Regions from separate parts of the Homo sapiens genome. Here all the other regions are linked to region 3. The links are chromatin loops, found by intact Hi-C in ENCODE. Cell type or tissue: GM12878. All regions are shown on one strand.

Region 1 (8,000 bases), 85 kb after region 3:
GATGTAATTTTTATGACAATAATAGCACAATGGAGGGGGGAGGAAAAAAGATATATTAGAGCAAAATTTTTGTATTCCATTTAAATAAATCACTAGTAATTGAAATAAATTATTTAAATTTATATGCTAATTATGATCCCCAGGGCAACAATTAAGAAAATAAAAACATATAACAAAAAAAGAAGGATTGTAATGTTACACAAGAATATACCAATTAAACACAAAAGCAGGTAGTTATTAAATTCCATTTAACTTTCTGGTTTAAGGCTATGAAACTAAGTACTGAGTTCCTATTAGCTATGGTGACCATATAGTTCATCATTCAAATCAAAGTAGTTTGAGGACATTATTTCTATCAGGACAGATGACATAGACTCTCCCTGGCCAACTTTGATATAAGACCACCCTACTTTTAACAGAAAAGTTTAGGTATTTTGAACAATCAACTTAGTTTGCATTGTATCAAACACTGTTTAGTATTCATATTTGGCTACTAACTTGTAGGGCAAATTAAGCACTATGTTTTAGCATTCTGGTACAATCTGATTATGAGAAATTGTTTTCAACGATTTAAATCTGGTCACTATCATCAAGTAAATACTGTGTTTGGGATTGTATCGGTTCTATAGATTGATCTGAGGAAAATTTTTTTGTAGTTTTCATTTCATTATACAGGCCTTACATATATACTGTTAAGTTTATCTCCAAGTATCTCATACTATTTATGCTATTATAATCGGTTTATTTTCTACTTGTGTATTGCTAATGTAAAGACAGAATTGATTTTTGTATATTAACCTTATATCCTGCAACCTTGATACATTTGCTTATTAATTCTAGCATTTTTTTCCCTAGATTTCATTTTACCCTGTCAGGTAAGACTAAAATGTGAAAGTATGAATGCTTCCACTGGTGGGAGGCAGAGACATAGTATTTGGAAATGTGAACTATTAACAACCTTTTTGGAAAGCATTTTGATAGCATCTATTAAAATTTAAGTGAAAAAACACATTTAGTTTCAGCTCAGCAATCTCACTGCTAGGAATCTATTTTATAGCCAGCATAAGGATATATGTGCAAAGATGTTGATTGCAGTCCTCATTTGTAATGACAGAAACCTGGAAATGAAGTGAATGATCAATAATAGGTGAGTGCTTAAGTGGTGGTACATCCACCCTTGGTTTCAGCTGGCTTGAATGGGTTTATCAGACTAGTAGAAATAACCCATTTCAGTAAAGGACTATATAGTACAAAATAATATTTCATTTTTAGATATGGTTATGTATTGCTGAAAACTAAAAAGGTTTAAAGATCTATTACTGTTCAGTGGAACTTTCTTTATTCCTTCTAAAGCTTTGTCTTGCTGTGAGAAAGGTATCCACAGTCTGCAAAACAAGCCGTTGCTCCTTTCAAATTTGCATAATGTGCATGCAGTTACAGCCGCTCAATTTTTTTTCTTCAATTGCCAGAAGATTTCCATAACTTATTCAATAGAACTCACTCAAATACAGCAATTTTTATTTATCCTTCTACTTATCTTTTTAAAACTCTGATGGCTATGTCTCTGCCATTGTTACTTCTTTGAAAAACAAAATAAACAAAAAGAAAACATTATTCTGACAAATCATGAGATTACCATGATTTCTGCCTATTTGTACCACATTATTTTCATAAATACTTTTAACATTGGATGTGATCTGAAATTATTCATTGTATCACTGTGTATCACAGTAAGTGCCTATTTTATTGCTATAAAGACTTTATTGCTCTTTGGAGAAATGCACAAATACATTTGTAGTAAAAGTAAAGGAATAAAGTAAAGGGGTATAATGGTCAGATCTTCTGCAAGGCCATTAACAGCATACCGTGAATCAAGCATGACTTGACATACGAGAGGAATGATTTATAGCAAATTCTTGGAACAACTACTATCTGTAGGACCTAGGAGAGAGAAAAAAATACAAAGACATAAAAGAACTCAAAACATAAGCCACTTTTGCATAGTCATTAACTGCAGATTATATGACTTATGCTCTTACAAAGAATCGTTTGAAGCATCAGATGAAGAGGGAAGGCAGAGCAGTGAGAAGTCTTTGAATGAGACCTTTGAGCTTGTATTGCAGACTTGGGAACTCACCTCATGTAATGGGGAAAACAGGCTGATTATTTAGTTCTTTTTTATTAAAAAAACTCTATAATTATAATAAAACCCTTTTTAATTTATTTACCTAATATCCCCTTGCCTGAAATGTCTTTTTTTTTTTTGTTTTTGTTTTTTGAGACAGGGTCTGGCTCTGTTGCCCAGGCTGGAGCTTGGCTCACTGCAACCTCCACCTCCCGGCCTCAAATTATCCTCCCACCTCAGTCTCCTGAGTAGCTGGGACTACAGGCATGAGGCACCACACCCAGGTAATTTTTGTATTTTTGGTAGAAACAAGGTTTCACCATGTTGGCCAGCTGGTCTCAAACTCCTGGCCTCAAGCAATCCTCCCGCCTCAGTCTCTCAAAGTAATCCTTCAGTCTAATCACCAAAAGTAATAGCTTGTTTCTGCTGTGAAGGAAATCTACAATAATAATTATATTGAGTGTTTTCATACATTTGATTAGTATAACCAAATAATTTCAATAAGTATAAAGATTTAAAATGAACATTTCCTTAATGTTGTTTAACCTGCATTATAGGTTTTATTTACAACTCAACCCTTATCCATAAATAATAGTCTCAAATATTTACTAAAAGTCAATATATTTTGTGTATGATATCACAGCCATAAAAACAATCAAATTAGAAGTAGCATTTACAGTATTAGTCACAGATAGGAAACCATAATTTAGTGAAGAATAACAAAAATAAATAAATATAGATTGACAGATACATAGTTAGATTCTGAAATTTAACTTTGGCTTTACCCAACCTTGTTGAGAATGAAATCATGTATGCAGGGTGCCTTAAAGGCACTTTTTTCCTAAAAATTGTATATATTGGAAATAATTCACCAAGAAAATCCTAAGAAAGAAAAAGAGTTTATGTGATTGACTTTGGGTTATCAAAGCAAAGACTATCCAGGGTAAATAACAGGCAGAGGATAGTGATTACAGCTCATTTATTAAAATAGCAACATTGGTACATATCTGAGTCAAGCCTGGAACTCCCCCTCCCTCTCAACTAGACAAGTTAGGCTTTAAAATTACTGTAAAAATTAAGTCAAATTGCCTGTGAAGGTAAGCTCTTAGAAGAATTTTTTAGGTAGATGATCTACATAACAAGACATGCACCAACCAAATCTGCAGTCAAATATTGGGGGAAAAAAGCAACAACAGTAGGTTTGTGTTTATTGCGATGTCTGGAATATTTTAAAAATTAAGCTCCTGGCCTCAGCCTAGGGATTTCTAATCAATTCCAGGAAATGTACTGTATCTTTCCTTGAGGCCAGCAGGAAAGCCCCTTGGCAAGGGTGTCTGGAATGGCCACTTGACATCCCCAGCACACCTCTTGCCAAAGTTACCCATGGCTGCTGACAGAGAGACTGATGTGCTGCCACAGATTGACTTTAGGGATGAACAGATCAAGATCAACTAATCTGGGCAGATGCATTAAAGTGTTTCTGTGTATTTAAGCATACCATAGAAAGACAAATTCAACAGCTTTCACTTTGCTTTCATACAACGTTGTTCTCTTACGTGTTTTCTATTTTTGTTTATATACTAATTTCCTCTAGATTGACTGGGTTCTAAATTTATTATGAATTTGGTAAAGCCTCTGAACTTTGTGTTTCTATATTACACACCTTGTGTCTGTGACTACTGTTGTGGTTATACACTCGGGATTTTGAAGTCTCAACGATAATCACCATAAGTCATTTTTAGCAGCTCTGTTTAAAAGATTCCATCAGTAGAAATTCAGCACGGGTAACTTTCACTTAAACATTCCAGACCCTCAGAATCCTTTACATTTAAGTGATGTGTTAAAAACAATGGCACCTCTTTTTACTTAATTTCAGTCACATTTGGAAGAAGATAAGAAAGTTTATTCTGAACTCCATCACTCACTATTACTGAGTTTGCTTCATTGTTGAAACTAGGGAAAATTAGTCCGAGGTTTCAAAAAAGCAGCTAAACAATTTTTTTTCCAAATTCTTATCCACCATGACTAGACCATGGCAAAAAAAAAAAGAAAAAAAAAGAAAAAAGAAAGAAAAAAAAGGAAAAGAAAAACAATAAAACACAAACAAACAAAAAACCCAGAGAGACAAAAACACACTTCAGCATAGTAGAAAGAAAGCAGATATACGTAGACACAAATCCCCAAGCTCTCCACTTACTGGGTAAGTGGAGCTACTTAATATCACTACAATTCAGTTTCTTTATTTATAAAATAGAGATGACACCTCCTTCATCGCTTTGCTGAAGGATTACAGGATGATGGGTGAACTGTAATACTTGGTACATATTATACATTCAATATACATTAGGAGGACCCCTTTCTGCTCATTATGTGGACAGAGGTAAAGTACCAGGCCAGGGTATTTATGATGACTATGTGGAAAGACTTTGGCTTCTATGGGGATGACATGGTTATAGGAATCAAAACTTTGACATTAAAAACTTTCATATCCCTTTATGAAATTCAATGAAAAAGAAAGAGCTGTTGATGCTGTGGGCTAAACATGAGGACAGTAATGGTTGGATTAACACAGCTGGACCACAGAGTGCCAGATGGTGGAAGACACCCTTCCCCTTCCCCTTCCCAACCCATAAATCCTAGAACCCTGAGCCCCCTAGTGTGAGCTTTGTGCATTTGTGCTTGAGGCAGCGAGGTTCTCCCACCATAGGTCCCAGTTGGCATATCCACCAACAGCTCTCACCAAATCACACTTGTGTCCTGCCTTCCTTTCCACATCCGCCTGCACTCTCACCACCCCCAAAGAAGCACCTTTACTGTATATTACAGATATGTTTGATTTCTCTAAGCAAAATGTTCTCATATTCTACGTACAATTGCATTCAAAACCTAAGTTCCACTATCTTAGAGATGATTGTGTTGTTGTGTTTTTGTTTCCTTGAGGGAATATTACCTCTGTAAACCATATGGCAAAGGGACAAGATGGAACATGAGTCACTGTACACAAGGGAACAAACATCCAGACATGAAGGCAGCGTCACAACAACTCCAGAGGCTGGCAGTTTCTGGGCTTCAAAAGGAAAATAACTTTTTTTTTTAACTCTGCAAACCACAGCTACTTGTGTGGTTGATGTGTAGCTAAAGGCCACGGGTCTCCTATCACATGATCTCACACAGAACTGGAGTTCTTCCAGTGAGCAGGTGTTAACGGTCCCTGAAAACCAGTTTGTAAGAGATCGTAGCTGTCATCCCGGAGTGGTGTGTTTTAATAGAAAGAAACCCATGTTTCCCAGGAAATTGCTATCAAAGTTCAACAGAGATTCCAGTGCATGAGCGGAACATAATTTACCCACCATTTATCTTTAATGAGCACCTACTGTGTGTCAGGTACTAAGCACCTGCTAGCTTTGTCTATTTTAATCCTGCTGTTCCTTTAAATCTCAGGCAAACATCACTTTCTTACAAAAGCCTTCCCTTACTTCCCTGAGTCAGATCCTCCTTTTACACACTCTGGTAATATGACATCTCTGTCTTTCACGGCTCTTAACCATGGCTGAATTTTACAGTATTTATGGCATTCTTTTATTAACATTTGTCTCCTCCAGCAAGCTGTAAGCACCATGAGGGCAAGTACTGTGTCTGACTTTAGTCAGTACTATATCCACAGCACCTAGAAGGCACTCATGTATTTATCAACAAATGCAGGTCTTTATGTTGTCTGCAATCTTACATGCTCCTGAGGTAACAGTTCAGCTGACCTGATTTAGGGTCAGCTAGGATAAAATGAGTAAATATTAATTAGGAATAAAGTGCATATTTCTTTCTTTGGGAGACATAGATTACCCACACCAGTGGTGAACTGGTAAGCCAGCTCTCTTGAAATTAGTCAGTCAATCAATCAATAACCCTGACTGGTATTGTTTGCCAAATTCCTTGGTGCAAATACTCTCCCCATATCCAATTTCAGACTACCGGTATGAAGTTATTGGACCTGAGTTGGGAAGAAATGCACACAATCAGCAATCATGAGCCAATTTGAAGCAGCACTAGCATACACTGCCTCACACCCCACAGATACTCTGAACTATTGCATCACTCCCATGATTTGTCATAACTGTAGCCACAAGAGCAGCCTACGATACCTTGTGTCTTCTGGAGGCATGTAATTAGAGACCCCATGAAATAAAGTCACATACAAATGATTCACCAGGAAAAGCCAACATCACTGGGAATGGAATGTTAATTTTTTAATCTGCATAAGATTGAAATTACAGTTAAGATCCTGTTTGACGGAACATGGTTTCACATTTGAACTCTGGAGAAAAAATAACCTGGGGACATGGGTTCTCATTTTAGAATCTTATTGATAAGTGAAATGATAACATTTACTCTCTAAACCATTGTCTTGACCTGAATGGGTAGCAAAAACATCACCCTAAAAAGTCACCACAAAATGAAGACCTGAAGGCTTCAAATAGGAATTTTTTTGCCCTAGGGTGTACTCCTGAGATTCTACCATTAGGGGTGCTATTCTTTGATTTTTCTAAATCTTATCAGGACATTAAAGCCACTGTGAAAGTGAATATTCTCCATGGACAGCTGCCACTTTAATCCTTTATCAGCCAACACCTTCACTATAAGTGAGAATAAAAACCAGCAGAAATAGGCTTGGTGGGCCCCAGTGGATGGGAGCAGAGGCACTGGAAGGGGAATTGGAAATTTGCATAAACAAGTTCTGCTTCATGATATTTATTTATTTATGCCAAATCTAGCCAGTCACTTCTCTTTAGGTTTTTTGCCATGCCTGGTATTTTATTTTTAAGTCATGTATTTGTTCTAATATTTATTGGACAATTACAACTGCTGATAAAATCCAAAGGGGCTGGGGATTTAGATATAAAAGATGATTAGCTTTTCTCACAACTTTCATGCAAACATAACTAAAAATTAACACTATTGATTTTTGCTAAATAAAAGTACCAAAAACCTGTTATCTACATGACTTGTTTGCTTAAAAGCATTTGCCTTGGGAGGCAATTACTTTTGCACCAACCTAAAAACATCCACCAAAGCGTTTGGGGCTTCCCAGAGCCTCCATGTTAGCAAATCTTGGGCTAACATGAAGAGGATGTGATGTTGTTGGATATGGCCAATACCATATGAAGCTAAGTCTAGCTGAGTGTTAGCCTGGGGGATACTGCCAGGAACAAATGAGGCCCAGCTCCCAGTAATGGGATATGTGTCTCCTGGATGCACTCTGAGGATTAAATTCCGTGCGCTGACACACACTAAAGCCTCTAGCAAAGTCTTCATTTAATTAACTACAAACTTAGATATATGAAACAAAACCTCTGTAAAAAATCTTAAGGTCGAGAACATACTATATAATAGGCACAAGACTGAAGCAGTGTGGGGCAGATGTGATGATAGAGTCTTTGATGTTGATAGAAAAGCAAACTGGAAAATATTCATTCGTCCTCCAGAACCTCAAATCCACCCACACTGGAAATTGTCACTAACATACTCTTGCTCAGGAATAACACATACTCTGACTTGTAACGCTTGTCTTATTCTTTCACTTTTATCATAGAAAGAGGTCAAGGGGCAAAAAGAGGACAGATTCTAGTTCTAACAAAGCCAAGTTGAAAAACATCAGTACTTAACTAGGCTGAACTAATTCAGACACTAAAATAGAGAGAAGTTATGTAGCTTAGATTTTAAGCAGTCTAGAAAATCATTATCCCTCTCATATCCTAAGTCTCTATCAGTAAATCCTCTTGGACTGGAAATATCTTATATCCATTCTGAGAACTGGGCAAAATCCCCTTCACTTTAGTTGCACTGGTTGGTTTTTGGTAAAATCTTCCACATACATCTC
Region 2 (8,000 bases), 440 kb after region 3:
GGCACATATAGGCCTGTGTGGGAGCCATTACATATGGAAAAGCCTCTCTGACTGTATTAGAAGTTGTTGATTTGAGAAAAACACAGATTATTCCAGGGATAACTAAAGAAGGGTATTTAGGATAAACCCATATGGCAGAAAGCTAATCAAGTGGGAAATACTTAGGAGACACTAACAATAATATGTGTCAGGGATCCTCAGGAATAAAGAAGGAGAAGACATGGACAGAAATTCATACTTCTGCCACTTGTGAGCATTTGCAATTCTAATTCTCTTTCTTTGGACAACAGCTCCTTTATTACAAGTATTCCTTACCTCTTTCAAAACTCTCCTTGTCATTTTGATGCTAGCCACATGCTTCTCTTTTCACTCAGTTAATGCTTTCACAATACTATTTTAATGATGTAAAGAGTCCTAAATTAGTATCAGTTTTAAAGATAAATAAGGAAAAAATGTGTGCTTTAGCATAATATACTACATATTGTGTGCAGAAACCCAAGATAGCTTCAAGAAATAATAGAATTTGGGCTGGATTTTAAATAATAACTACAAACCTATGAGAGCTCACAAAAGGCACTTAATTTTTGTTGAATGAATAAGTTATTCAGGAAGGGTAGGAGAAGGTCATTTAAGTATAGGAAAAGTAGGTAAGTTTCAAAGGGCAGGAAGATGCCAAAGAAGATAAGATGCTAGGGTGTTTCAAAAGATTACGTGGGTAAAGCAAAGGGTACAAGGGAAGCGCATGAGAAAAGAATGTTGGGTCAATGAGGAACATGCCTGTTAGGCCATGCTAAGGAACTGGAAAATTTTTCAATGGGCAATGGGTAAAGTCTTTTAAAAAATTAAGGCATTATGAAAGATAGTTATGGAAAGATAATTTTAGCACAGCAGAGACAGAGGACTTAGAGACTGAACACTGAGGTCAATAGCAACAATTTAAGCAAAGAGTAATAGGGCTTGAATTAAAGCAAACGCAATAGAGAGGACGTGACAAAACTGTGAGCCTTTTAGGAGGGAGAATTGGCAGACTTTAGTGCTAGTTAGATGTGAAAGAAATGATGGGAAAGAAAGAAGAGATGAACACCACTCTGAGTTTTCAGCTTGGGAGATGGTGGATAAGGATGCCATTAAAATATATGTAAGAGAATTAAAAGAGGAAAACAAAATTTAAGGAGGTGGGTAAGTTTGGTTTTGGATTTGAGGTGGCAATGGGCCATTCAAATGGAAACGTGTAATAGGAAGTCAAATTCATAAAAAAGGTGTGCGCTAGAAGTCATTAGCATATCAGCAAGAGTCAAAGCTGGGAAAGGTAAGAGAAACTAGGATAAGCATATAAAACCAGGAGATGATCAGCTAAAGGATCCTGGGGATAAAACATATAGACGATCGGCAGAGGAAAATAAATCAGAGAAAGACAATGGATAGAACTGGTCAGAGTAATAAAAAGAGAAGAGAAGAGGTTGTCAATGAAAACTATGAATTCAAAATATTTCAAGACTGGTCAATAATCAATTACTACAGTGAAGGCAAGCAGAGCAGGAGTTAAACTGTCCAAATGGATTTAAAAATAGCAAGAAACTGCCAACCTCTGAAGAAAGAAGTTTATGTAGCATGGTGGGAAAGAAAGCCAGAATAACTGGGCTGAAGTAAAGACAGTATGTGTAGAATACTCCTGATGGTGTAGAAAAAGAAAAATAATGGGCTAGTCTAGAAGGCAGGAAGAACTGAAAATGATGTTTTTAAGATAAGGCAATTTGAGCATATTTCTTTTTTCTTTTTGAGGCAGAGTCTCAATCTGTCACCCAGGCTGGAGTGCAATGGCGCAATCTCGGCTCACTGCAACCTCCACCTCCCAGTTCAAGTGATTCTCTTGCCTCAGCCTCTGAAGTAGCTGGGACTACAGATGCAGACCACCACACCCGGCTTATTTTTGTATTTTTAATAGAGACAGGGTTTCGCCATGTTGGCCAGGCTGATCTCGAACTCCTGACCTCCAGTGATCTGCCCACCTCGGCTTCCCAAAGTGCTGGGATTACAGGCATAAGCCACTGCGCCCGGCCCATTTGAGCATATTTCTAAGATGAGAGGACACAATCAATAGAGAGAAAGATATTAATCAGACTAGTAGATGTAATACAAATTTTCAGGGACTGAGATGAAAAGTACAGGTCAAATAGCCTTTAAAACGTCAGTCACGTGCCTCTTTGTTAAAAGAGATGGACAGAGATTAAAAATGGACATATCTATGGATATTAGGAGGGAAATCAGAGGGAAATATACGAAGATCATGTCTGACTAAATTTCATCTAAATTGAAGATAGTCATCTAATGAAGTGGGAAGACTGTGATTTACTGTAGAGAATGTTCATGGTAAGTTTGGATCTGCTGCCAGAGGAAAAAGAAAAGGAAGCTGAGTAAAGTAAAAGGATTCCTCAGCAGAGATGACAGCTTAGGTGACATTAAGACTTACAAATCCAAAGTCACCCCTCAGCAAAGTTACATATTTTTCTCTAGTATGGCCTGGCATTGGACAGAATGGCTGTGCTAAAAGAACAGATCAGATAGTTTCTTGAGGATATTGTCAAAAAGGAGTAATAGTAGGTTCCCAGCATGACCAAGAAGGAAGTCAATTGTTACTAATTCTCATCTTTTTCATTTAAATAAAAACTAACCAATAATGGTAACATCTTGATTAGATATTTTATACAGAAAAGGAGGTTGGCAAGATCAGTAGAAGAAGTGGTCTGAACACTAAAAGTAACACGAAGTGTTAAGAGAGTAGAAGGCAGAAGTAAATGACAATGAATTCAGCATGGATCTCAACTGTTTACATGTCAGTTTCGTAGTGTGTGGAGAGAATAATGTCTTACCTAATAGCTGTAAGAATCAAATTAAGTGATGTATCTAAAAGCACCCTGAAAACTAACAGTATTTTTAGAACACATTCAAGGTAGAACAAGCAACTAAAAAAAGTATAAATGAAACTTTTAAAGTTAGCTTTTAAAATGTTTTATTGTGATACTTATTAAATTGAAAAGGGATAAATTATTTTTAAGATTGACATTCTGAAAAATGTAAATGTTTAACCAATCTATAAAACTGTTAAAATATAAGGTACATATTTGTTTCCTCTACTGTGATATACTGAGCACCACTGGATTCTACCCTCTGCAAATCCAGCCAATAGTGAAGACAGTATCCCTGCCACCAAGAGCTTATGCTCTAGGAAAAAATCTCAAGTGTTTAATAACCCCTAACCCCATCTCAAAGCATTAATCAGTTTACATAATGATCATTTAAAGATGGTGAGGACTAGAAATATTATATGCTACATAAATAAAAGACATTTAAGAAAAATGTCTTTAAAAAGTGTTACTATAATTTATGGAATCAGTCTGCATGATGCATATTTATGACAGTCCCTTCTTGGGAAAATACGACTGGAGCATAAGAGTAGTTACATCAGTTTATATTCTCTTTGCTTTCCTTGACAGCAAACAGCATGCACATAAGTACTTCTCAAGGATACTAACCTGGCAGTGCCATCAGATGATGAAGTAAGGATGTAGTGATCATCTTTTGACCAGGAAAGATCATAAATGATATTGAGGTGGCCACACAATTCTCTCATGAAACGTCCAGAAGGAATTTCATATACTAATGAAAATATTTAGAAATTAGGTTTCCAGACAGAAGATCCTTAATCCAATAATATACAAATATATAATTTAATATTATTTAGACATAAGCAGTCTATAACAAAATTATAACCAAAGACATTTGCAGCACAGAGAAAATTTCAAAATTTACTTAAGAATAGTTTTTCTTTTGCTTTACACAAAAATTCACATGCAAAATTTTCAGTTATAATTTTGCTACAATTATCAATTATTTTCATCTCTTTAAAGAAATCCCCTAAGAATCTTTAATAATAAATTTATATCAGTTGAATAATAACATTTACATTGCAATTCACTTATATTCTATAATTTAGGCTTTCATTATTATTTCACCTGAAAATCAACTAAATGCCAACCAAAAATTTAATTATTTGAAGTAAGGAGAAATTTAAATTGTGCTATTGTCAAAAGTAAATTTTAATACTAAAATGAACAGGGATAGTAATCAGGGATAGTATGGGAATTAACAATGACTCAATCAGACACACAAAGCACTGTGGTATTTTACTATATGTTTAAACATACAATGAAATCTAAGATAGTAACACGGAAAAACAAAGTTTCCAAGTCTCTGCTTCCATCTAGTGGTAAAAATCAATTGCCCTTTAAAATACTTAGCAGTTCAGAAATAACAGCAGTCCCCCCTTATGTGCAGTTTCACCTTCTGTGGTTTCAGTTACCCGCAGTCAACCATGGTCTGAAAATATCAAATGGAAAATTCCAGAAATAAATAATTCCTAAGTTTTAAAATGCACATCATTCTGAGTAGTGTTATGAAATCTCATGCCATTTAGCTCCATGTCTCCAGCATGTGAATTATCCTGTGTTCAATGTATCCATGCTATAGATGCTGTCTATCAGAAACTTAGTAGCTGTCTCAGTTATCAGACTGGTTGTCACCCAGTGCTTTTGTTCAAGTAACCCTTATTTTACTTAACGGTCACAAGGTGCAAGAGTAATCATGTTGGCAATTGGCATATGCCAAAGGGAAATGATAAAGTACTTCCTTTGACTGAAAAGGTGAAAGTTCTTGATTTAAAAAGGAAAGAAAAAAAAATCATATGTTGAGGTTGCTAGGATCTACAGTAAAAATCTTCTATCCGTGAAATTGTGAAGAACGAAAAAGAGGTTTGTGCTAGTTTTGCTGTCACACCTCAAACGACAAAAGTAATGGCCTTTAGTGCATGGTAAGTGTTTTGTTAAGATGGAAAAGATATAAATCTGTGGGTGGAAAGCATGAGCATACATGTGTTTCTACTGATGGCAATCGGGTTCAGTACTACTTGAGGTTTCAGGCTTCCACTGAGGGTCTTAGAACATATACCCTATGGAAAAAGAGGGACTACTGTACTTGTGGAATAGCAAAGTAAGAATCTTAGAAAAAATCTCCTCCCCACAGAAGCAACAAGAACACTGGCAAAAACTGGCAAAAATCAACATTCTCAGAACTCTGAAAATTAAGCAAAGCTTACAAAAATTTGAAGAGTATTTAAGAAAAATGGCTGAATTTGGTAAGAACATTGAGCTTTACGGTGTTTTAACTTGCTATGTTCTCATTCCTGTCTCAAACTTTAAAGGAGCCTTAAAAACCAATAAAAATCAAGAGACTGGTTGGGGCAGAACAGGTCTGATGCTCCCTAAAAGCCCCATCCCCAAAGACTTCTCACTATTTGACAGTCTGGCCCTCCAGGAAAGATCCACTGTCAGGGCCTGCCTTTATTTGACCTGGCTCACAGCATGCTCTGGGAGGACAGCCCTAACCCTAAGGTGCATGTCAAAACAACCCGTGGCATCATTTAATATCACAGCTGCAAGTGAGGCTAAGAAGAGGCTCACCAAAGAACTTAAAATAAAAACAAAAAACAAAATGAAACAAAACAAAACAAAAAACCGGGCATGAGATGTCCATAGGGGACACTGATAAACTCCAAAATATTCCTGGGTATCTAGAAGGATTCCCATCCATGTATGTGAAGGGAATATGCACAACCAAGAAAGACCTGACAGGCTTTACTTCTCACTCGGGCTGACGTGAGGAGGCTCAGGACAAACAGAAAGTAAAGCTAAGGCAGAGCTGTAGATTGTGTACCGAAGCATTGAAGGTATACCCCAACACACACAGAGTCTCTTGGCAAAGACCAGTAGACCTATCCACTCAAGTATTTAAAAATCTCTGTCTAACCACAACGGTGGTCTCTGTCTGACCACGAACTTAACCGAGCACAGACATCAATGGCAACACATGACAGACAGTAAAGACTACAGAATTAGTCCAAAATCACAAAGCTAACTGCAAAAATAATAAATCTTGGGTGGGCGTGAGGGGAGAAAGGAGGGCATCTGATTTCCAGAGTTGCCACACTGCATTATTAAAACATCCAGTTTTCAATACAAAATTATGAGAAATGGAAAAAACAGGAAAGAGTGGCCCATACACAGGGGAAAAAAGTCATCCACATAGAAACTGAGGAAGCCCAGACGCTGGGCTTTCTCAACAAAGACTTTCAATCCACTATTATAAATATATTCCAAGATCTAAAGAAAACTATATCTAAAGAATTAAAGTGTGAAAAGGATTTCCCACCAAAAAAGAGAGTATCAATAAAGAAATAGATATGATTAAAAAAAAAGTCCAACTAGAAATTTTACAGTTGAAAAGTACAATAACTGAAATAAATAATTCACTAGAGGGGCTCAAAAGCAGATCTAAACTGAAAGAATTACTAAATTTGACAACAGGTCAACTGAGATTATCCAGTCTGAAAAAAGCAGAAAAAGAATGAAGAAAAATAGAAAAGTTTCAGAGACTTGTGGGACACCACCAAGAGTACCAACACAGGCATAACGGGACTCCCAGAAGAAGAAAGAGAAAAGGGCCAAACAGAACATTTCAAGAAATAATGACTGAATACATCTCTAATTTGTGAAAAACACTGATCTGCATATTCAACAAGTTAAAGGAATTCCAAGTAGACACATCATAATCAAATAGTCAAAAACCAAAGACAAAGATTCCTCTTCCTCCTCTATTTTTGAGATTTAAGCAATATCTCAATCTACATAGCATTTTAAAGCAAGTTTATTTAAGCATAAAGTAACATATTTATCACAGAAGCTTTTAAAACATAAAATCGGAATAAAATAATTCTTTCACTATCCAAAAGAAATAAATTACTATTAATAACTTAGGAGCATTTCCTAAGAACCTTTTTTCCCTCTACATATGGGTTTTTGGTGAATTTTAAAAATAGCATAGTGGTAATCAAACGACACAAGTGATTTTTTATTTTTAAAATTTATTACTATTTCATGGGGAGCAATATCTACTTAATAAATGCCAATCAAGTCAATTATGAGTCCCTGATTAAAAAAAAGGGAATCAACCAATTAATAGCAAACTGTGTTAAGCTGAGGAAAGTTCAATAAGATCTAGTGTTTAGGGCAGATGCCCACAAGGAGCTGGCTACTTCTGCAGAGGAGAGCTGGTTTTATTATTGAGTCAGAAGTAAAGGAGAGAGTATTTAATGCTTCTAAGTCTAGAACAGTATGATAATGCTCACTTTAGAATGTCTCTAAAGCAACAGAAATAATTGCTTGGCCTCTCTGCTGACTTCTCTATCATAATGAGAAGTTTTCATCTAGGTACTCTTGAGTCAATTATTGGTATTCCACTACACAGCAAATCTGGAGGCTTTTGTAACTCAAATCATCACTGCTATCAACTAGCCACATTGGACTAATGTTCCCCATGAGATTTATTCATCCTTGTTTCCAAATTTCTATATTTAAAATACAAAATGTTTACAAAAATCCTCCTGCATGTTTTAAAAATAAATTTACCATCTTTCATTTGATCAATCTCATTCTACTTACGAACAGTTACTGTATAGAAAAGTGTAAAATTATTACAAAAGAACTTTCTTTGTTTGAAGAAATCCGTTTTCTTTAATTTAGTAGTACAGGGGATTACTCAAGTTAAGATTTCCATGAATTTAAAAAAACTAAAGAATGTCCTCCACGTGGACTACAATCAGATTAAACAGGTAGGATTATTACTCACAAATAATTGGATATCCATCCCGGCTGGCACAAGCTGCTGCTAATATTCTTCCATTGTGGGAGAAATCAAGACAAAAACATCCTCGTTCTCCTGCATTTAGTGAGAAGAGGTGTTTGTTTGGGATACGGCAAGCCTAAAAAACATACGTTTAAAAAATATAAATTAGCAAACATTAAAACGCGAAGGCTAGTTTTTAATTTCAATTACTGTAGTTCTTTTAAGTCCTTTTATGATGCAGAGAAAGAGAAAAACAAGTACGC
Region 3 (8,000 bases):
TTTAATTCATTAATTCAACAAACACTTGATTTATTAAAAACTACAACATATACTAGGGACTGATGTCAAAAAGAAAATGACATAGAAATTAAAAAGTTAACTACCACTCTTAAAAGATTACAATCTAGTGAGGAACTCAGATATATAAAGGAGAAACAAGACTGCCCAGCTTAACTTATTCTTTCCTTAACAAAAGTAAACACTGATCTTAGTTCTTCATGAGCTCGTTGACACTCCACATAGAAACTAGTACCAGTGCAACTCTGAATAGCTATAAGGAATGTGACCTAATAATCAGACTATGATATGCCTCACTTTGCTTTAACAACTATGGATAAACAGAATTAGGACAAAGAGCAGGTTAAATTGGAAGTTATTAAGAATGAAACCAATTATATCCAACTCTATGTGGAGCTGGCAAAGAAAAACTACATATAGAAAGCAATTTATAATAATCATTTAAGATTGTAGCATGATGGATATGTGTAAGCACATCTATTTTCTTCTTGCCTATTATAACAAAAAATACATTGGTTTTTCCCTGTCAGGGCATTTTTATATGCCCAACATTAGCCCTTCACAATACGCCTCAGGAAAAGAGTCACAATAGTTATATTTGCAACTTTATTTAAAGCCACATATCCATTCTCATTTTATTTTGCTTTTTCAAATCTCCACTAACCAATTTAGGTGTTCATTTTTGAGCACTGCTTAGACAGATGCACTTCATCTTAAACTAGTAGGTAAAAACAGTAATATGCAGGAAATGTTCCCATACTTTTAAAGGATTCTAACAGGCTAAATTAAGTGAAATCAAACAGACTATAATTTGCAAATATTTGTTTGAATGACCACAGCTAGTTCTAAAACCAAAACTTGACAATTCTATACTTAGAAGAATTTTTAAAGCCCCACAAATTATAATACAAGTGATCTACTGTGACTAGACATAGGCTCTGGTCTGAATCAGACCTGGCAGAAATCACAATCTCGGGCCCCAGATCTTTTTGTTTTTAGCTGCAAAACATTTTCTTCAGAGGCAAGCTTGCATTAAATTCAATATGGAAAACAGATCAAAGCAGACAGCTATGGTGGACAGAGTGGGCAGGGGCTTGAAGCTCAGCTCCCCCACCAATCCAGGCAGCCCTCAGAGGGGCTGCCAGAATAGGAAGGGCTTCACAAAACAGGGCTGACTTGATCATTTCATCTGCAATTCAATAACATGAAAGGTTTGTTTTCCTCTGGCTTTCAGGATAGCATTTTCATTTAAGTAAATCTTTTTCTTTTCTTTTTTTTTTTTTTTTTGAGATGGAGTCTCCCTCTATCACCCAGGCTGGAGTGCAATGGTGCGATCTCAGCTCACTGCAACCTCCGCCTCCCAGGTTCCAGCAATTCTCCTGCCTCAGCCTACTGAGTAGCTGGGATTACAGGCGCTGGCCACTACACCCGGATAATTTTTGTATTTTTAGTAGAGACAGGGTTTCACCACATTGGCCAGGCTGGTATTGAACTCCTGACCCCAAGTAATCCACCTGCCTCGGCCTCCCAAAGTGCTGATATTACAGGGGTGAGCTACTGTACCCGGCCCCTTTTAAGTAAATCTTAGGTAAACTGTAAATTAATTCACTAAAATTCTACAGTGTTAGTGGGAAATGACCAAAGTAATTAGAAAAGTATCCTAGGTAAGTCTGCCCTTAGTAAAAAAAACTTCTGCATATTATGAAATAAAAGTCAATGTTTTAAGATTTGAAAAATATCTAAGATAAGGTCTAAAAATGACCATTTGGATTTCAGGCCTATAATTAATTACTGACTGGTATGAATGAAAGAATAAGTTGGTTGGATTTTTTTCAGGTGCTTTCTGGTATCATTTTGTAAGCTTTTTTTCTTTCTTTCTTTCTTTCTGTTTTTTGAGATGGTCTCGCTCTCGCTGTGTTGCCCAGGCTGGAGCGCAGTGGTACAATATTGGCTCACTGCAGTCTTGGCCTCCCAGGTTCAAGTGATCCCACCTCAGCCTCTTAAGTAGCTGGGACCACAGGCAAGCACCACTATACCCAGCTAATTTTTTTTTTTTTTTGGTAGAGATGGGGGAATCTCAATATATTGCCCGAGCTGGTCTTGAACTCTTAGGCTCAAGTGATGCTCCCACCTCAGCCTCCTAAAGTGCTGGAATTACAGTCACGAGCCACAATGCCCACCCTGTACACTTACCTAATATTATAAAATGACTAGTCTTTTTTTTCTCTAAACTACCTTTCTAAAAGTAAACTATACATGAATCTAGAGGTTTAATCTTTCTTCTGGAGTTAAATACTTAGAAGCGAATAACTGAGATTTAAGAGGTTAAAAGAATATTTCTTCTATATGCAATGTTCCATTTCTACTTACATGCACTTACTTGCATCTACTATTTTTAATATTATTAAAGAAAAAGAAAGTTTGCTGTTTCATTTCCTTCCAAGCAATGCATTATGCACTATCCTTTTTTTTTTTCTTCCAAATAGAGACAGGATCTCACTCTGTTGACCAGGCTGGAATGCAATGGCAGGATCATAGCTCCCTCAAACTCCTAGGCTCAAGCAATCCTCCCACCTCAGCCTTCCAATGTGTTGGTATCACAAGCATGAGCCACTGCACCCAGCCGTATCCTTTTTAAAATAAGACACCACTGAGAATCACACTACGTAGAAACCTATGATGCTGAAATCTTGACTCAAAAGTGTTTCACTGTGTTTCTATATGCTTTCTTAAGACTAACCCAGAATAGGCTAAGTGCTATCCCTATTATAAATCTCAAAAAATCCTGTAATAGTACAACTTGGTTGGCCTTGAGCACTATTAAGCATTTCTGAGTATTTCGATCTATAACTACAGACCTTTCACATTCTAATGACTTCTCCCATAGAGCCACATCAAAATGTTGCCTCATGGGTGGATTTTTTACCTTTATGTTATTTGCAAGTTTATTTTTAAAATAATACATATTTCCCCAAGGATTCTGAGCAATAAATATTTAATAACTATTCTGTAAAAGGAATACAGTGATGAACATTAACAGTCCCTGGCCTCACAAAGAATATAGTCATAAAATTCTGAAAGGCCTGCATTGTACTTACAGAGTTTTCAAAAATTATGCACATTATTTATTGATACATTTATTACCCATTATCTTTATAATTATTCATTTAGATACCTATGCATTTACTTCTAATATAATACATTAATTTGGGTTCATTTGCATGTTAAGACTTCTGAAAAATCTTTTGTACTAAGATTATAAAATCCTTAGAACAATAAATTGTGTATTCTATTTATTTCCCCCCTCTCTCTCTCTCTGTATGTAAAAATCCCATAATAGAATTAAATGGTACTCAAGAATAAGGACAAAAAGGGCAATTATAATTCTGACAACTCAATCCCAATTCAGAAGGAAAAAAGGCATACACGAAGCTTTTTGAGACTGAATCAGAATTCTAAATTATTTTAACAGGCTAAAGTTACTCATGATAAAAATTAACTTTTTCATTCATCCAATCATTCAATTAATGTACACTGAATGCCTACTATGTCCTAGATAAGGAGTCCTTTCCTTCACTGACTTTGAAATCTAGTGAATAAAGTCTTGTTTCTATAAAATCCAAAAATTGAACTAGGTGATAAACATTCTTCCCAACCAAAACTCATAATACCTCACTAGTTTAGACAAAAGAATATTGTAAGGAAAAAAAAAATAAATAAGGTTCCTGGGTTTATATTTTTAAAAAAATATAACTTGGGAAAAGAGGAAAAAAAAGGAAAAAAAGTATATATATATAAAAATCTATTGTTTATAGTAAAAACCTATTGTTTATATTTGATAACAGCGTTTATCATTTTGGCAGACAAAATACATATAATTTATAAGTAACAATTGAAAATTCTGAAAAATTTTAGAGTTTAAAAATTAATGGCTTTAAAGCAACTCACTTCCCTTGTCTATAAAAACTCCTGGAAGGATTCTAGAGACTTTGATAAGAACAAACAAGTGCTACCAAGGTATGGTTTATTTCCATTTTTCACTACATATTTGAAATTCTACATATGTTTCATATCATATGTCTTTGCTACAATGGTCCAATTTACGTCTTTGCTACAATGGTCCAATTTATTCAATATGAAAATCCAAAAGAGTTTAAAAATATTTTAGTTATTAAAAAATTTAATTAATGATTCCATGATTCGGGGACTCACTCCAAAATCTGGTTACCTCTGCCACCTAGTGGTATAAGAATTCCCTATCTCACAGTGCTAGGTTTCACAAAATCATAGGGTTTTTTATGTTAAAGTAGCTATAAAATATTTATGTAAGAAAACTGGCAGTGAGGTAGAGTAAGTAATACACACAAGATAAGGCCAGAATCAAGCCTAATTTCTCATTTTGTCTCTTTGTACTATGTTATACTGAGGATATATGATACTTCAGTGCTAATGATATATTATGCGAAATTGAAACAGTCTCTTTCTTACAGAAGCAACAGTGATTTCAAAAACTTGGGGGTGGGGGTGGGGATGAGGGAGGTACTCAAAGTCTTACCCAGGCACTTCAAATCCCATAGTTTGCTTCTTTCCAGATACAGTCATTTTAGCAACTTTTGGCACAATTTCAGATTCACTTCGCGATGTCTGGGAATCTACTGGTTTTCCTAGTTAAGGAGTAAAATATAAAAGGCCAATTAATTTCTTTAGTAATATAAAGAAATCTATTACATAGTATTTTAAATTATAGATTATGATAACTTTCACAGAATTAATGTCTTTATAAACACATTATCTCTAAAAAAATTTAGTAAGATATTAATGCTGAAAGAAATTCTGTCACTTTAATCTAGGAAATCCCCTATTGTCAGGACTCTCCTATGCTTAACCTCCACCAAATCTCTTCCTAATTTTGAACTGACTGTTAAGTTTCAGTATTAAGAGGTCACAAGGTAGTTTCTGCACTGAGCCTTGTTCTGACATTATACCTAGACCCTATACCTCCCTTTCCTACCACACCCTTTCACAATACTAAAATTGTTTGGTCAGTTAGCAGATGGCTAAACTATTTTTAATCCTGCGAGGTTTATGAACTGATGAACAAGTTGAGAGTCTGAATTGTGCTGGAATATAGTATATATTTTACTTGCACACAACACTAGACTTACTAAAATACTGATATCTATAAAGAATCTAGGGAAAGAGGTTAATGTAGAAAAACTGAATTAAGAACATGGGGGAATTAGTCAGGCATGGTGACATGTGCCTATAGTCCCAGCTACTCGAGAGGCTAAGGTGAGAGAATGGCTTGAGCCCAGGAGTTTAAGCTTGTAGTGAGCTATGATAACGCCACTGCACTTCAGCCTGGGTGACAAAGCAAGACTCCATCTCTTAAAAAAAAAAAAAAAAAGGCCAGGCACGGTGGCTCATGCCTGTAATCCCAGCACTTTGGGAAGCCAAGGAAGGTGGATCACGAGGTCAGGAGTTCGAGACCAGCCTGACCAACACAGTGAAACCCCTCTCTACTGAAAATACAAAAATAAGCTGGTCATGGTGGTGCACGCTTGTAATCCCAGCTACTCAGAAGGCTGAGGCAGGAGAACTGCTTGAACCCAGAAGGTGGAGGTTGCAGTGAACCAATATTGCACCACTGCACTCCAGCCTAGGCGACAGAGTGAGACTCCGTCTCCAAAAATAAATGAATAAATAAATAAAAATAATTAAAAATGGAGGGATGGAGGAGAATAAATTATGAGCTAGATCAAAGTAAGACTTTTTTTTGCATTTGATCCCTACATAATTCATTGAACTTTTAAAAATGTGTCTTTATAATTTTCAGAAAAAGTACCACCAGGATTGAATCCACATAAAACTATGGAAACTGCATGTGCTACATTGGTAAACACATATACAGAAACCACTAACAATATAAGAAAAGATAAGTTAATGTATAAAATTCATTTAAAATGTTTGCTATTTGCCTACTATACACCAGGCACTATGCTGGAAATGTGATGGTGAAGAACAGACGTAACACTTGCTCTAAGAGCGATTACATCCTAGCGGGGAAAACATACTAAATGATAAAAAAAAAAAAAAAAGTACAATTAAAATTGTTATTAGTGTTATAAAGAATCCATATATGGTGCCGTAAAATTTGATGATAGGGCACATGACTTAGAGAGCTTCTCTAGGAAAGTGAGAATTGGAGCTATGATGGGGAAAATGAATATAAATTATAATAACTAGCACAGAAAGAAAGAGCATTCCAAGCAGAAAGAGAAGCTTGTATAATGGTCCTCCTGTAGGAGGAAGCACAGTTCTTCAGAGGGAGTGAGAGCAGAGGGGAGCTACATGAAGCTGGAGAGATGGGCAGGGCCAGACAGTGCAGGACCTTTAGGTCATACCAAAGATCCTAATGCTTGCTCTAACGGAGGCGGAAGTTACCAAAATGAGGTAAGCAAAAGAGAGGGGAAAGGGCAAGGGAGAGGAGAGGATGAAGTAAAGGGACATCTGAAAACAAACAGTTTAGGGAAAATTTTGAGATTGGGACATATTAGAAATTTGGACCCAATATTTCAGAGTTCCAAATGACAATGAACATCAAATAGGCAGTTGAACATGTTGGTTGACCTCAAAGGAGAGGTCTGAGCTGCATCAGCACATAATTGGTAATTGAAGACATAGATACAGGCGAGACCACCAAGGGAGAGAGCACAGAGAAAGAAGAGAAGTGGTCCTAGGAGGCCTTGGAAGAACTCTAGCATTTAATGCCAAGATAATGGACAATACACCTACAAAAAGGTGAAGGAGAGCCAGGGAGGGTGGTGCCAATGAAGCTAAGGGAAGACAGTGTTATGGAGTTGGCATTACCAGGATCTGGGGCTCTGGGCCAGTCAACTGAATGAAGACTGAAAACATTCACTGGTGACATGATCACTTTAGATAAAAGTCATTGGTAGAGTTAGCAAGAGCCATTTGAAAAAAGTGAGAAAAGTAAAAGGCAAACTAGGTTAAAAAATGTAAGGTGAGAAATGAAGGCATGTTCACTACCTCTCAGCTATAATTTCAAAATCCAAAAGCATTGAAATATTAAAGTTTTGGGTTTTGTTATTTTAATAACTCATTTGGAAGCAAAATGTGACATGGACTGATATGAGGCTATTTATCGATAGCACTTATTGCTCCTACTGAAAGTGACAGCCACACACTTCAGGGCAGAAACGGCAATGTGTCGATTACAGGGAACTGCTCCACAATTCACTGGGGCTATTATACTACAGATGGTATGTACATGTTAATGTTTTCCTAAATCCAAAATATTCCAAATTCTGAATCAAATCTGGCCCTAAGGGCTTTAGATAGGGATTTCATTTGTATGAAAATGATTCTTTTAAAAAGTTTGTCTGAAAAGGGAATAATATGGCAGAATAGCAGTAGAAAGGGGATATGGGATCAAGCTGATAGAAAAGATTAAATGGAGAAGGTTTAGTTGAATAAATTACGAAGAGATCATCAATATTTTAGAGTTTCTGAGAAGGTAGAATGAGATGGAATCCAAAGTACAGGTAGAAACTGAGCTGAGACGGGAGAAACGCTCTTTTATTGCAATAGAAGGCAGCTTTGCATGTTTAGGAACTGCAAAATGAAAATTCCTAATGGATGCTTTCTATTTTCTCCATAATACAGCACCTAGTTATGCTCTGGAACCACCCAAGGAAAGTAAAAAGATTTGCAAAGTGAATAAGGTTTTCAGTAACTGCTGCGCAAAAAGAGAATAAGTTGAACATTTAAAAAATTAGAGGAATTGTTGGATAGTATTGAGGGCCCATTTAAGATTTGTGATAATGAATTTATAGTGGAACCTATCTGCCTTTGTGTGACTTTTTCTAGCAATGTTCAGCCATTCACGAAAAAGGCACAGAGAAGACATTAACTGCTTCATTAGGAGTTAAGAATCTATCCAACAGGTATAAGAAGAAAGT

What was found. Peaks named below come from ENCODE experiments on the same cell type or tissue, not always from the same donor. Only the 100,000 strongest peaks of a DNase experiment are listed, where the experiment ranks them.
Region 1: it touches region 3 in a loop (4-fold over the local background); 5 of 110 quality-filtered maps call a loop at or near these places.
Region 2: a loop joins it to region 3, with 2.8 times the contacts of the local background. A loop is called at or near these places in 4 of 110 quality-filtered maps.

What each region holds. Positions count from the first base shown.
Region 1 is chr6:135,082,780-135,090,779 of GRCh38, forward strand. No RefSeq gene overlaps it. Among named protein-coding and RNA genes, the nearest start is that of HBS1L, 32 kb to the left of the region's middle. RefSeq lists silencers at 3,452-3,531, 3,542-3,601 and an enhancer at 5,954-6,003. In GM12878, CTCF peaks have their summits at 4,765 (motif pointing left) and 6,633; a DNase peak (open chromatin) is centred at 6,125; H3K4me3 peaks cover 1,193 bases; H3K27ac peaks cover 2,751 bases.
Region 2 is chr6:135,434,842-135,442,841 of GRCh38, forward strand. It overlaps AHI1 (Abelson helper integration site 1), which reads right to left. Exons shown (of 29, transcript NM_001134831.2): 14 at 7,741-7,873; 15 at 3,534-3,657. Among named protein-coding and RNA genes, the nearest start is that of AHI1, 59 kb to the right of the region's middle. RefSeq lists a silencer at 1,586-1,786. In GM12878, a CTCF peak has its summit at 4,271 (motif pointing left); a DNase peak (open chromatin) is centred at 4,294; H3K4me3 peaks cover 696 bases; H3K27ac peaks cover 353 bases.
Region 3 is chr6:134,998,161-135,006,160 of GRCh38, forward strand. It overlaps HBS1L (HBS1 like translational GTPase), which reads right to left. Exons shown (of 18, transcript NM_006620.4): 5 at 4,574-4,682. Among named protein-coding and RNA genes, the nearest start is that of MIR3662, 23 kb to the left of the region's middle. In GM12878, CTCF peaks have their summits at 4,277 (motif pointing left) and 6,332; a DNase peak (open chromatin) is centred at 4,981; H3K27ac peaks cover 1,892 bases.